Linked DNA regions of Homo sapiens: regions 1 and 3 are each linked to region 2. The links are chromatin contacts, found by Hi-C or POLR2A ChIA-PET in ENCODE. All regions are on one chromosome and are shown on one strand. Each heading gives the region's core, a stretch centred on a gene start or an enhancer-like site at or near the end of the contact. The rest is flanking DNA. Distances are from core to core; before and after follow the strand shown.

Region 1 (3,421 bases), core at 58-2,557, 33 kb after region 2:
AGGCTGAGGTTGTGGTGAGCTGAGATCGCGCCACTGCACTCCAGCCTGGGCAACAAAGTAAGACTCCGCCTCAAAAACAAAAAAATTGTGTCACCACATTCCAAGAGTATTAAAATGTTCTAGAGTGGAGTTTTAGTCATTGATAGCTCTTTGTATCACATGATAGTATAAAATAACTGTAAACTGTGGCTGTATTGTCGTTTGTTGCCCACAACCATGGTCTTACTGTCTTTAAAGGTGAAAGCAGTAGAGAGCTTTTATTACTTCCTTCAATGCCTCTCCAGTTCATGAGGACTCCAGTTCATGCTTTGATTTAAAATTGCCTGCCCTAAAGTATTGAATAATTTTTATTTTTTATTTTTCATAAACTACACTTGGTCAGAGGTAAATATTTTGTACCCGTTATGAATTATGGGCTGTAAACCCAGTATTTTGGGAGGCCGAGGCTGGAGGATGCCTTGAGCCCAAAAGTGCTAGACCAACTTGGGCAACATAGTGAGACCCTGTCACTACAAAAAATAGAAAAAATTAGCTAGGCGTGGTGACGTGCTCCTGTAGTTCCAGCTATTCTGGAGGCTGAGGTGCAAGGATTGTTTAAGCCTGGGAAGTTGAGGCTTCAATGAGCTGTGATTGCACTACTGTACTCCAGCCTGGGCGACAGAGTGAGACCCTGTCTCAAAAAATAAAATTAAGAATTATTGTAATCTACTTGTCTACTGCATTAAGACAAGGTAGTATATATAGCCTCTTCATTTACTTTCAAACTTGTAATCTAGGGACACAAGGAAGTGAACTGTGTAATAAGTTCTTATACTCGAGATACTTAGAATTTGGGGATATTGTTTCCTTAAAAGCATTCTCTAAGTAGCATATGATGTTATCCCATAGTAAAGTTTTATGATCTTGCTATGTTGACTACAGATGACTTAGAGCCATTGCAGGAAAATAGGACTTTATGAAACTTCAGCAATGTTGCGTTTCTGTTTTGTACACCAAGGGTGGAGTACTGTGGAACACTGTTTACAAAAGTACCTCGTCATCACATACATGAAAGTACGACAGGAGCTAAATTATGTTAAAGGTTAAAGTGTAATAACCAGGAAATGAAGGCAGTGCCAGAAGAGTTGTAATCACGTAAAGTCTTTTATTTCTAGCAAGTAGTAATCTATTTTATGTCAGTCCCAAAGGGAAACCCTAAGAAGATAGAGGAGAAATTTTACTTCCTTCAAACAGATTTGCCAGATGTTGATAGGTTTAATTATACAATACAAAAAGTTGTGTTACTGGCTGGGCGCAGTGGCTCATGCTTGTAATCCTAGCACTTTGGGAGGCCGAGGCAGGCGGATCACTTGAGGTCAGGAGTTCGAGACCAGCCCGGCAAACATGGTGAAACCCTGTCTCTACTACAAATACAAAAATTAGCCAGGTGTAGTGGTGCGTGGCTATAATCCCAGCTACTCGGGAGGCTGAGGCACGATAATCACTTGAACCCGGGAAGTGGAGGTTGCAGTGAGCCGAGATTGCGCCATTGCACTCCAGCATGGGGGACAAGAGTGAAACTCCGTCTCACCAAAAAAAAAGGTTGTGTTACTATGACAACAGTGTCATAAAAAAATCTTAAGCGTTTTTTGTTTTTTAACTGGGGTTGTGGAAGGGATGATACAGTGATTACTAGTATAATTTGATGCTACTGTTTTTGTTCATGCTAAGCTGCCAGGACTTTTAGTATCCATTATAAAAAATGAGACTCAGAGAAGTTAAAGTAACTTTCAGAGATTACATTGTTACCGGGGGATCCTTGCTCCCAGAGCTCCCAAGATGGTGGCAGGCCACTTCCAAGATGGCGGTGTGCTGCTTCCAAGATGGTGGTGAGAGGTGACGGCGTGCTGGCAGTCCTCACAGCCCTCGCTCGCTCTCGGTGCCTCCTCTGCCTGGGCTCCCACTTTGGCGGCACTTGAGGAGCCCTTCAGCCCACCGCTGCATTGTGGTAGCCCCTTTCTGGGCTGGCCAAGTCTGGAGCCAGCTCCCGCAGCTTGCAGGGAGGTGTGGAGGGAGAGGCGTGAGCGGGAACCCGGGCTGCGCGAGGCGCTTGCGGGCCAGCTGGAGTTCCGGGTGGGCGTGGGCTTGGCGGGCCCTGCACTCAGATTAGCTGGCCGGCCCTGCCGCCCCGGGCAATGAGGGGCTTAGCACCCAGGCCAGCGGCTGCAGAGGGTGTACTGGGTCCCCCAGCAGTGCCAGCCCACTGGCGCTGCGCTTGATTTCTCCCCGGGCCTTAGCTGCCTTCCTGCGGGGCAGAGCTCGGGACCTGCAGTCCGCCATGCCTGGGCCTCCCACCCCTCCCTGGACTCCTGTGCAACCTGAGCCTCCCCTACCAGCGCCACCCCCTGCTCCACGGAGCCCAGTCCCATCAACCACCCAAGGGCTGAGGAGTGCGGGCGCACGGCACGGGACTGGCAGGCAGCTCCATCTGCAGCCCCGGAGTGGGATCCACGGGGTGAAGCCAGCTGGGCTCCTGAGTCTGGTGGGGACGTGGAGAACCTTTATGTCTAGCTCAGGGATTGTAAATACACCAATCAGCACCCTGTGTCTAGCTCAGGGTTTGTGAATGCACCAATCGACACTGTATCTAGCTACTCTGGTGGGGCCTTGGAGAACCTTTGTATAGACACTCTGTATCTAGCTAATCTGGTGGGGACGTGGAGAACCTTTGTGTCTAGCTTAGGGATTGTAAACGCACCAGTCAGCGCCCTGTCAACACAGACCACTGGGCTCTACCAATCAGCAGGATGTGGGTGGGGCCAGAGAAGAGAATAAAAGCAGGCTGCCCCAGCCAGCAGTGGCAACCTGCTGGGGTCCCCTTCCACACTGTGGAAGCTTGGTTCTTTGCAATAAATCTTGCTGCTGCTCACTCTTTGGGTCTACACTGCCTTTATAAGCTTTAACACTCACCGCAAAGGTCTACAGCTTCATTCCTGAAGCCAGCGAGACCACAAGCCCACCGGGAGCAATAAACAACTCCAGACGCGCCGCCTTAAGAGCTGTAACGCTCACCGTGAAGGTCTGCAGCCTCACTCTTGAGCCAGCGAGACCACGAACCCACCAGAAGGAAGAAACTCCGAGCACATCTGAACATCAGAAGGAACAAACTCCAGACACGCCGCCTTTAAGAACTGTAACACTCACCGCGAGGGTCCATGGCTTCATTCTTGAAGTCAGTGAGACCAAGAACCCACCAATTCCGGATACAGTGGCAAGCCTTGTGTTCTCTGACCTGGGGTGCTTGGCCTCACGGATTCCAAGGAATGAAATCTTGGGCCATGTGGTGAGTGTTATAGCTCTACTAGAAGCTGTGGGTCACGGAAGAGAACTGTGGAACCCAGTGACTAGTGTTTAGCTCAGTTAGGACGAACCCGGGCACTTA
Region 2 (3,848 bases), core at 666-3,165:
AGGTAAATCTTTTAGAAGAAAAAAAAGTAAACTCATAGTTCCAGGTTTCAACCAAACCTAGGGATTAAAAATAAATGCAAGCTAACGATCTTGTCTTGTTTGGGTGGTGGAGAAGCCACAAACAAGAAAAATCAGTATTGCCATCAAAATTTTAAAGTCTGAGTGCCTATCATTCTGGCCTTTGTAGTGTTAATAGTCTAGCTGGGAGATAAGACCAGTGTACAAGAAGCAATAGTAAGCAATCTAGTAATATTACTAAGACCTTCTTATGATAAAAAGCTTAAAATTAAAAATAGCTGATAAGTTCTTGAAGTAGATTTTTAGTTCATTAGTAAAGTGATATTTGAACTGTAGTAGTATTTATATAATATAACATTAAAAACACGGGGTTTCTCCTCTCTGTAAAAAACAGTTAACTGGATTACTTTATTTTCTGTCCTTTATCAAGTTACTTGCATTTCATGGCCAGGCACAGTGGCTCATGCCTGTAATCCCAGCACTTTGGGAGGCCAAGGCGGGTGGATCACTTGAGGCTAGGAGTTTGAGACCAGCCTGGCCAACATGATGAAACTCCGACTCTAACTAAAAATACAAAAATTAGTAGAGCATGGTAGCACATTCCTGTGATCCCAGCTACTTGGGAGGCTGAGGCAGGACACTCGCTTGAACCCAGGAGGCGGAGGTTACAGTGAATCAAGATTCTGCCACTGTACTCCAGCCTGGGCAACAGAATGAGGCTCTGTCTCAAAAAAAAAAAAAAAAAAAAAAAAAAAAAGGCAATGGCTTATGTGAATATCTGCACGAGCTGTCAATTAGCCCTGTATCTATATGCCTCCTTCTCAATGCAAATTTTTCTAAAAGCTCACTTTGAAGAAATCAGTTAGTTAATTTCTTATTTTAAACACTATTTTAACTCTAAGAATATATTGCTTGCTGTTCAGATTTATAGAATGCACTGTGAGGAAGGGACTACACATCATGAATCTTCTGAATCTTTGAGATGCTTAGCATAATGCGGAGTACATACTAGCTCATATTTTTTTGGATTGTTCCTGTAGACAATAAAGAGATGGTCATGATACAGACTGTACTTAATTCTAACCTGTGACACATTTTATAGTTTAATATGTTGGAAGGAGTCCTAAACTTGGAGTCAGGGCCACACCAGGAGTAGACTCTTCACATGAATACTGAGTCACTCTTTATATAACTGTGGGTGAGTTATACCAACTCTTTATAAGTTAGAATATCAATAAATAACAGTACCACTTATTTTCCTTCACACAAGGATGATTTGAGAATAAAATGAAAAGAATTATAGGACAAATTCAGATACAGCAAAAGTATGGAAATAAAAGGTAGTATTTTATTACAGGTAATTTGCATTCTTCATTAAGAATATATATTAATTTTATCCCTTAGATTTTTATATTCTTGTCATCAAAATCCTCTTTCTGCTGTTTCTAAGAGTGAGAAAATGCTCTCAACTGAAGTTAGGCAGGTCACATGTGAATACTGAGCTTTAAACCAAATGAATCATGGTACAATCTAATTTCTTCCTGATGTGAGTTGACTCTTGAATTCATTGTTACCATAAATAGGGTATTCTTGTGACATATTAATATGACCAGAGCGAGGCACCTATCTTTGAGGAAGTTAGTTTTAAGATGGTCATTGTCCTCTTACACCTGCCCCAAGTAAATGACTTACGAAGCAGATTTTTTTTAAAGACAAAATCATTTGGTTTGTGGACATTACCAATTATTATGTTTGTAAGACTTAACTCCATACATCCCTATTAGGAAATCTCATTCTTCTTTTTTGTTTAATACATGTTAAACAATAGTCCATCAGTGGTTTGTCTCTTTTAAGATCACTAACTTGGGGCATACCGTACCGGTTGGACAAGATCTCAAATGGTGACTTAACTTTTAATGAGTGCTTATAAAAACATGTGTGTTGCCTCATGACACTATGCAATTGCTGCTTTAGTGGTGCTTTTTGCATTCCAGTTGAATTGTACATAGGTTGGCCCATATTGCTCACCATTTAGTTAGATCTTCATTGTTTAGATCTCAGTATGTTGAAAATCTGGGAACAGCATCATAGAAAACTATATCCTCCTCTCTTAGAACATTGCTTAGCAAAAATTATGTTTTGTTCTCTAAATGAACTTTTCCAACTTCGAAATTTTGTGACTTTTAAATAATGTATAATACTCTAATGTTATTCTAGGAACAAGCCAGCATGTTTGGCCTTATTTACAAAGCAGTTAATATACCAGTGTTAGAATAAGTCAAAACACTGTACCAATGAAAATGTGTGCTCTTCCAAGTAGTATATGTGTTTTATTTTAATATTTAGAAGATCTAAAAAGCTATAGGAACACATGTTCCACTTGTAACTTAATAGCATGCCTTAAACTTAAAGATATCTTTTTATGGATTCTGCCTCTGCTGCTTCTGATTAATTTTGTGACCTCAAGCAAATCTCTTAATTCTTTGAGCCTTAGGTTTCTCATCTGCAAAACGAGGATAATTATACCTACTCGTAGCCACAAGAATGTTGTAAAAATAGCAGGGAGAATTTTTATACAGAATTAGACATGTGGTTTGTAGATTTATGGTAGCAGTCTTTTGAATAAAAATTATTTAGTTTGCTATTATTTTTATAATAAAAACCAAAAGATTTATTTTATAATAAACTTTGTAGATAAATAATTCTTCCCTAAGAATGCTTTTGTCTGGACACCTGACCAAAGTACAGCCATGTTCCATGCACATAAAATCACTCAGACTTGAGTAAGCAGAAGAACATTGACCAGAAACATAAACAACCAAGCAGGGAGCTAAATGATAAGGATACTAGAAGATCTGAGAAGATAGAAACTCATGCATATAGCTATATTTCCTTTAATTTTCATGTGGATATTCTCTGTTGGAAGATAATGTTCCAGGTTCTCTATTCCCTGTTTTTCCCCAAAATACTTATTACTCTCCCGTTAATTATGATTTGCCACTTTCTGTATATGATGATGAAGGTATGGCTATGTGGACAGTAAAGACAGAAACAGGCCAGGCATGTTGGCTCACACCTGTAATCCCAACACTTTGGGAGACTGAGGTGGGAGGATTGCTTGAGCCCCAGGGGTTGGAGGCCAGCCTGGGCAACATAGTGACATAGTGAGACTCTGTCTCTACCAAAAAAAAAAAAAAATAGCCAGGCATGGTGGCACATGCCTGTGGTCCCAGCTACTAGGGAGGCTGAAGTGAAAGGATCACTTGAGCCTGGGAGGTGGAGGCTACAGTGAGCCGTGATCCCACCACTGCACTCTATCTGGGTGACAGAGCAAGACCCTGTCTCAAAAAAAAAAAAAAAAAAAAAAAAGACACAAACAAAGGTTGAGAATCACTGATCTAGAAATTACCCACATTTCTTAGCATGTTCCTAATTTTAGATTCACTAGCACATTTGGTCTGACCTTTGAACTTATAACTAAGGCAGAGGTAATTCAGTGGGAAGAGTGAGGAAGAAGGAATAGTCTCCCAACCTTCGAGGTGTTTAGATTTGGCTTAAATTTCAGGAATAGGAATAAAGGCCAGAAACTACTGATGTAAACTTTATTTTTTCTGACCATGGAGGAAGTCAATCCAGAAAACAGCTGATTTCTGTACAGTGCAGTACCCATGTCAATCCATGTCTGAATTAAGGGACTTTAGTCATACAGAGTGAGAATCTGGGAAAAATTACATCTGGGGGTGATGCCTTTTGATACGTGATTTTGGAAAAGCTTCTTAAATGATAGCTCTTCTGGATTCCTGACTTATGCCTCTACCATATCTTTTCCT
Region 3 (3,915 bases), core at 1,316-3,815, 38 kb before region 2:
GGAGGCTGAGGCAGGTGAATCACTTGAACCTAGGAGGTACAGGCTGCAGTGAGCCGAGATTGCACCACTGCACTCCAGCCTGGACGACAGTGCGAGACTCCGTCTAAAGAAAAAAAAAAAAATCAAACCGCATGTTACACTATTTTTTAAAAGTCTCCTCGCCAGGCTAAAATTAGGATTGGTTAAAAGTCCACTTCAAAAAATGAAGTTCCCTAGATACTGTCTCCAACTCATAAGAGTAGAGGTTTATATTGGGAAAACCTCCTCTGAGGAATCAGACTAATCTGAAAGACATATCTTAAAAGAGACTGATATGGCAAATTACACAGGGAAGTTGGGGGATCTGGGAGCGTATTTGTGCGATACTGGTGGGGGACAGCTATGCTCTCTACTGTAAGTGGGATGTCAACATGTAAGAAGTAGTAATATAATACTGTTATCTAGCGACATGGAAGTAAACACCAAAAGAATCATTCAAAAATAACTAAATGCCCCTGGGAATTTGTAGAATTATTTGGCTTCCTGACCACATACATGTACAAAACTGATAAAAAACAAAAAATGACCAAAACAAACAAACAAACAAAAAAACACTTAAAACTTCTTTAGTCTCTTCCCTAATCCCAACCCAAACCTCAGCCTTGTTCTCAGAAATTACAATTTTGGGTCATTTGTTTTTAATTCTTCTAGTGCTTACTACCATACTCATTTTTTAAAAAAATCCATTATTTCTTATCACAGTGTAGCCTCATTATAAAAGACTGAGCGGGCTGGGCAAGGTAGCTCATACCTGGAATCCCAGCACTTTAGGAAGCAGAGGCAGGTCGATCACTTGAGGTCAGGAGTTTCAAGACCAGCCTGGCCAACATGGTGAGACCCTGTTTCTACTAAAAATAAAAATAAATAAATAAATAAATAAATAAATAAATATTAGCTGGGAGTGACGGTGCATGTCTGCAATCCCAGCTAGTCGGGAGGTTGAGACAGGAGAATAGCTTGAGCCCAGGAGACAGAGGTTGCAGTGAGCCAAGTTTGTGCCACAGCATTCCAGCCTGGGTGACAGAGCTGGACTCTGTCACACAGACACACACACACACGAAAGACTGAGAAGATTTACCCTAATTCCCACCTTCTATGCTCATTCTGATTTATTTTAGTTTGTATTAGTTATAACTTTAGATATTATAGCTGAACCTGTATTTCTTATTCTATCAACTTTAGGAAGTTTCTTCTGGCTCCCCCATGTAATCATATACCATTATTGCTGACTATACAATTAAGTTTCACATTAAGTTTTATATCATTTGCAATTTATTAAGTTTTTATCTATTGGTTGATTCTCATTAATTGGATAATAAAAAGTACTTACAGTGTCATTCACTGCCCATCCAAGGGGCATGGTAAAACTCAGAGAATAAACAGCAATTTTATGTCACTAAATTCCAAGTGTCAAGGTGTTTACATTCTTGATACTCAATTACACCTCACTGTTCAAAAATAAGGCACATTTTCGTTTGCTTCACATTTGGACTTTCAGAAGAGGCTTTAATTTTCTGAAGTTTTTGCCTTTTTATTACATTTAACATATTCCAATTTATTAGAATTTGTTCAACAAAATCCATGTTGTTCTTAAAGACATGTTTAGACCCCAGTGATTTCTGTTTTAATTTGAAATAATTATGTTCTGGGTTAGTTCACAGCCCAGTTGCCTGCCTACCTAGTACTTCTTTTCATCACATACCTCTGTTGATTCTGAATCTCAAGCTCCTTTTTGTAAGATTTTTTTGTTTGATTTTGCTGTACTACAACTCCCAAGCACTACCCCCCACCCCCTTACCCAAAGGTCTGGCGAAGTAAACTACACTGTTATGTATACTTCCACACTTACAGCAAACTAGGTCTGCTTCAGAATTATAGGTTGTTTCTTAAAATTCTCCTCGAAATTTAAATCATTGGTCCACATTTTCTAGTACCAAGTAATAAAAGTGTCTACCAATCTGATTTTTTAAAAGTGATTCTCATCTCTCAAAAATATTTATGAGATTTCCCTACATCCTTAGCTCTGAAATTTCATAAGCCTATTATCTAAATGTGTGTTATTGTTTGTCCATTTTGTTTTATACTTAATGGGTCCATTTGATCTAAAGCCCCGAGTCTTTACTTAGCTCAGATAATTTTTCTTCTATTTCCTCTCCATCTTCTCTGTTCCATGTGGAATTCCTTTTTAGGAATCCTAGGACTATCCACTATATCTATAAAGCTTTTCTTTTTGTTCTCTTCATTTGTGTTTTTCAGGTAATGCTTGTTCATCTTGGGTTTCATGCTGTTGGAATGCTTCTTTCTTGACTGTTCATATTTCTAAGCAAAGAACTAAATTGGGTTTCCTTTATATTTGTGTAAGCCTATTGACCCAGAAGGCCTATAGTCTGAATAGGACTGACTGCAGAATTGGAACTCCTGTAACTGCTAGAATAAAGAGGATTTTGGAGATAGAGTAGTCAGTGTCAGTCTGTCTCTCACAAACACACACATACGCACTCTCTCTCTCACACACACTCATACCCTGTCTATAGGGCAAACAAGTATGTTCTGTTTATCTCTTCAATGGGACCAGAAGATACTTTACAAATATTCGAGAACATAGTACAGCTTTAACTCTTGGTCCAATAATGTAATTAAAAATTTTACCCAGTAAATTCTTCTAGTGAGATGCCAACGAAGCCTTTGGACAGCACGATAGCACAGTGTAGTCCAAAGAGCACTAAGAATCAAAAGAGCCATGGCTTTCAGTTCTAGTTTTACTATTAAAAAGCTGGTGACTTTAGGGAAGTCAATCTCTTTATACCTCATTTTCCTTTTCTACAAAGTGAAAAGCATAAACTGATAATAAGGTTTCTTCTAGTTCTAAAACTTTGTAACTAAGATGTTCTCATAAGCTTCAGATACAATCTTCCATAGTATATAAAAAGAATGAAGAAATTTATAATTTGAAAAACTTCAGGTTTTCAAAGTTGTTCCGGCTACTAAAAACAAAGCTCCTGGCCAGGCGCAGTGACTCACACCTGTAATCCCAGCACTTTGGGAGGTCGAGGTGGGCGAATCACGAGGTCAGGAGATCGAGACCATCCTGGCTAACACGGTGAAACCTCATCTCTACTAAAAATACAAAAAAATTAGCCAGGCGTGGTGGCGGGCGCCTGTAGTCCCAGCTACTTGGGAGGCTGAGGCAGGAGAATGGCATGAACCCGGGAGGTGGAGCTTGCAGTGAGAGGAGATCACGCCACTGCACTCCAGCCTGGGTGACAGAGTGAGACTCCCTCTCAAAAAAAAACAAAAACAAACAAACAAAAAACACAAAGCTCCTAAACAAGTACACTATATTTACCAAAATTTAGTTAATATAAAATTTATAAACATAAATTTACATTTAGCAAATTAATTTGGGGGGGGGAAGGCAGGTGATAAGGTGGGGGAAGTGCAGAGGTGAGAGAGTAAGGGAGGTTGTCATTTCCTACAGCTGTTTTCCAAAATGAGTGGTTTTTGTATCTTGGTCACTGTAGGGAAATAATGTTGTGTTTTTTAAATTATGGTAAAATATAGATAAAAGTTACTATTTTAAGTGTACAGTTCCATGGCATTAAATACATCCACATTATTGTGCAATTATCACCAGATTTTATTTTTCATCTTCCCCAACTGTAACTCTATACCCACTAAACAATAACATCATTTTCTTCTCCTGCCAGCCTCTGGCAACCACCATTTTGTCTCTATGAATTTGACTATTCTAAGTACCTCATACAAGTGGAATTATACAATATTTGTCCTTTTGTGACAGGCTTATTTCATTGTAGCATGTCTTAGAATTTCCCTTCCTTTTCAAGGCTGAAAAATATTCCATTGTACCTAAAACAA

What was found. A loop is a pair of places that touch in the nucleus more often than their neighbours do. ChIA-PET counts read pairs that join two places held with the same protein, here RNA polymerase II (POLR2A). Pooled maps may share reads with other maps.
Region 1: a loop to region 2 is called in a map of PC-3, with 3 times the contacts of the local background. The contact joins two enhancer-like sites. A Hi-C loop is called at or near these places in 8 of 168 maps with a recorded cell type or tissue (PC-3, PC-9, chondrocyte and 5 more), 1 of 37 single-sample maps with no recorded cell type and 13 of 50 pooled maps. POLR2A ChIA-PET finds 5 or more read pairs at or near these places in 12 of 52 experiments (A673, GM12878, H1 and 7 more).
Region 3: a map of astrocyte of the cerebellum shows a loop between it and region 2 (6-fold over the local background). The contact joins two enhancer-like sites. A Hi-C loop is called at or near these places in 4 of 168 maps with a recorded cell type or tissue (CD8-positive, alpha-beta T cell, IMR-90, aorta and 1 more) and 1 of 50 pooled maps. POLR2A ChIA-PET finds 5 or more read pairs at or near these places in 8 of 52 experiments (CD4-positive, alpha-beta T cell, GM12878, H1 and 5 more).

The regions. Positions count from the first base shown.
Region 1 is chr9:71,961,489-71,964,909 of GRCh38, forward strand. The region is part of intron 2 of C9orf85 (chromosome 9 open reading frame 85); the gene reads left to right. Among named protein-coding and RNA genes, the nearest start is that of C9orf85, 52 kb to the left of the region's middle. RefSeq lists enhancers at 2,278-3,022, 3,023-3,421. Within about 2 kb of position 1,308, at least 2 of the 41 ENCODE cell types and tissues checked have a DNase peak (open chromatin) inside an H3K27ac peak, as active enhancers do.
Region 2 is chr9:71,927,441-71,931,288 of GRCh38, forward strand. All of the region lies in intron 1 of C9orf85 (chromosome 9 open reading frame 85), which reads left to right. Among named protein-coding and RNA genes, the nearest start is that of C9orf85, 18 kb to the left of the region's middle. Within about 2 kb of position 1,916, at least 2 of the 41 ENCODE cell types and tissues checked have a DNase peak (open chromatin) inside an H3K27ac peak, as active enhancers do.
Region 3 is chr9:71,889,211-71,893,125 of GRCh38, forward strand. The region is part of intron 1 of ABHD17B (abhydrolase domain containing 17B, depalmitoylase); the gene reads right to left. Among named protein-coding and RNA genes, the nearest start is that of ABHD17B, 20 kb to the right of the region's middle. Within about 2 kb of position 2,566, at least 2 of the 41 ENCODE cell types and tissues checked have a DNase peak (open chromatin) inside an H3K27ac peak, as active enhancers do.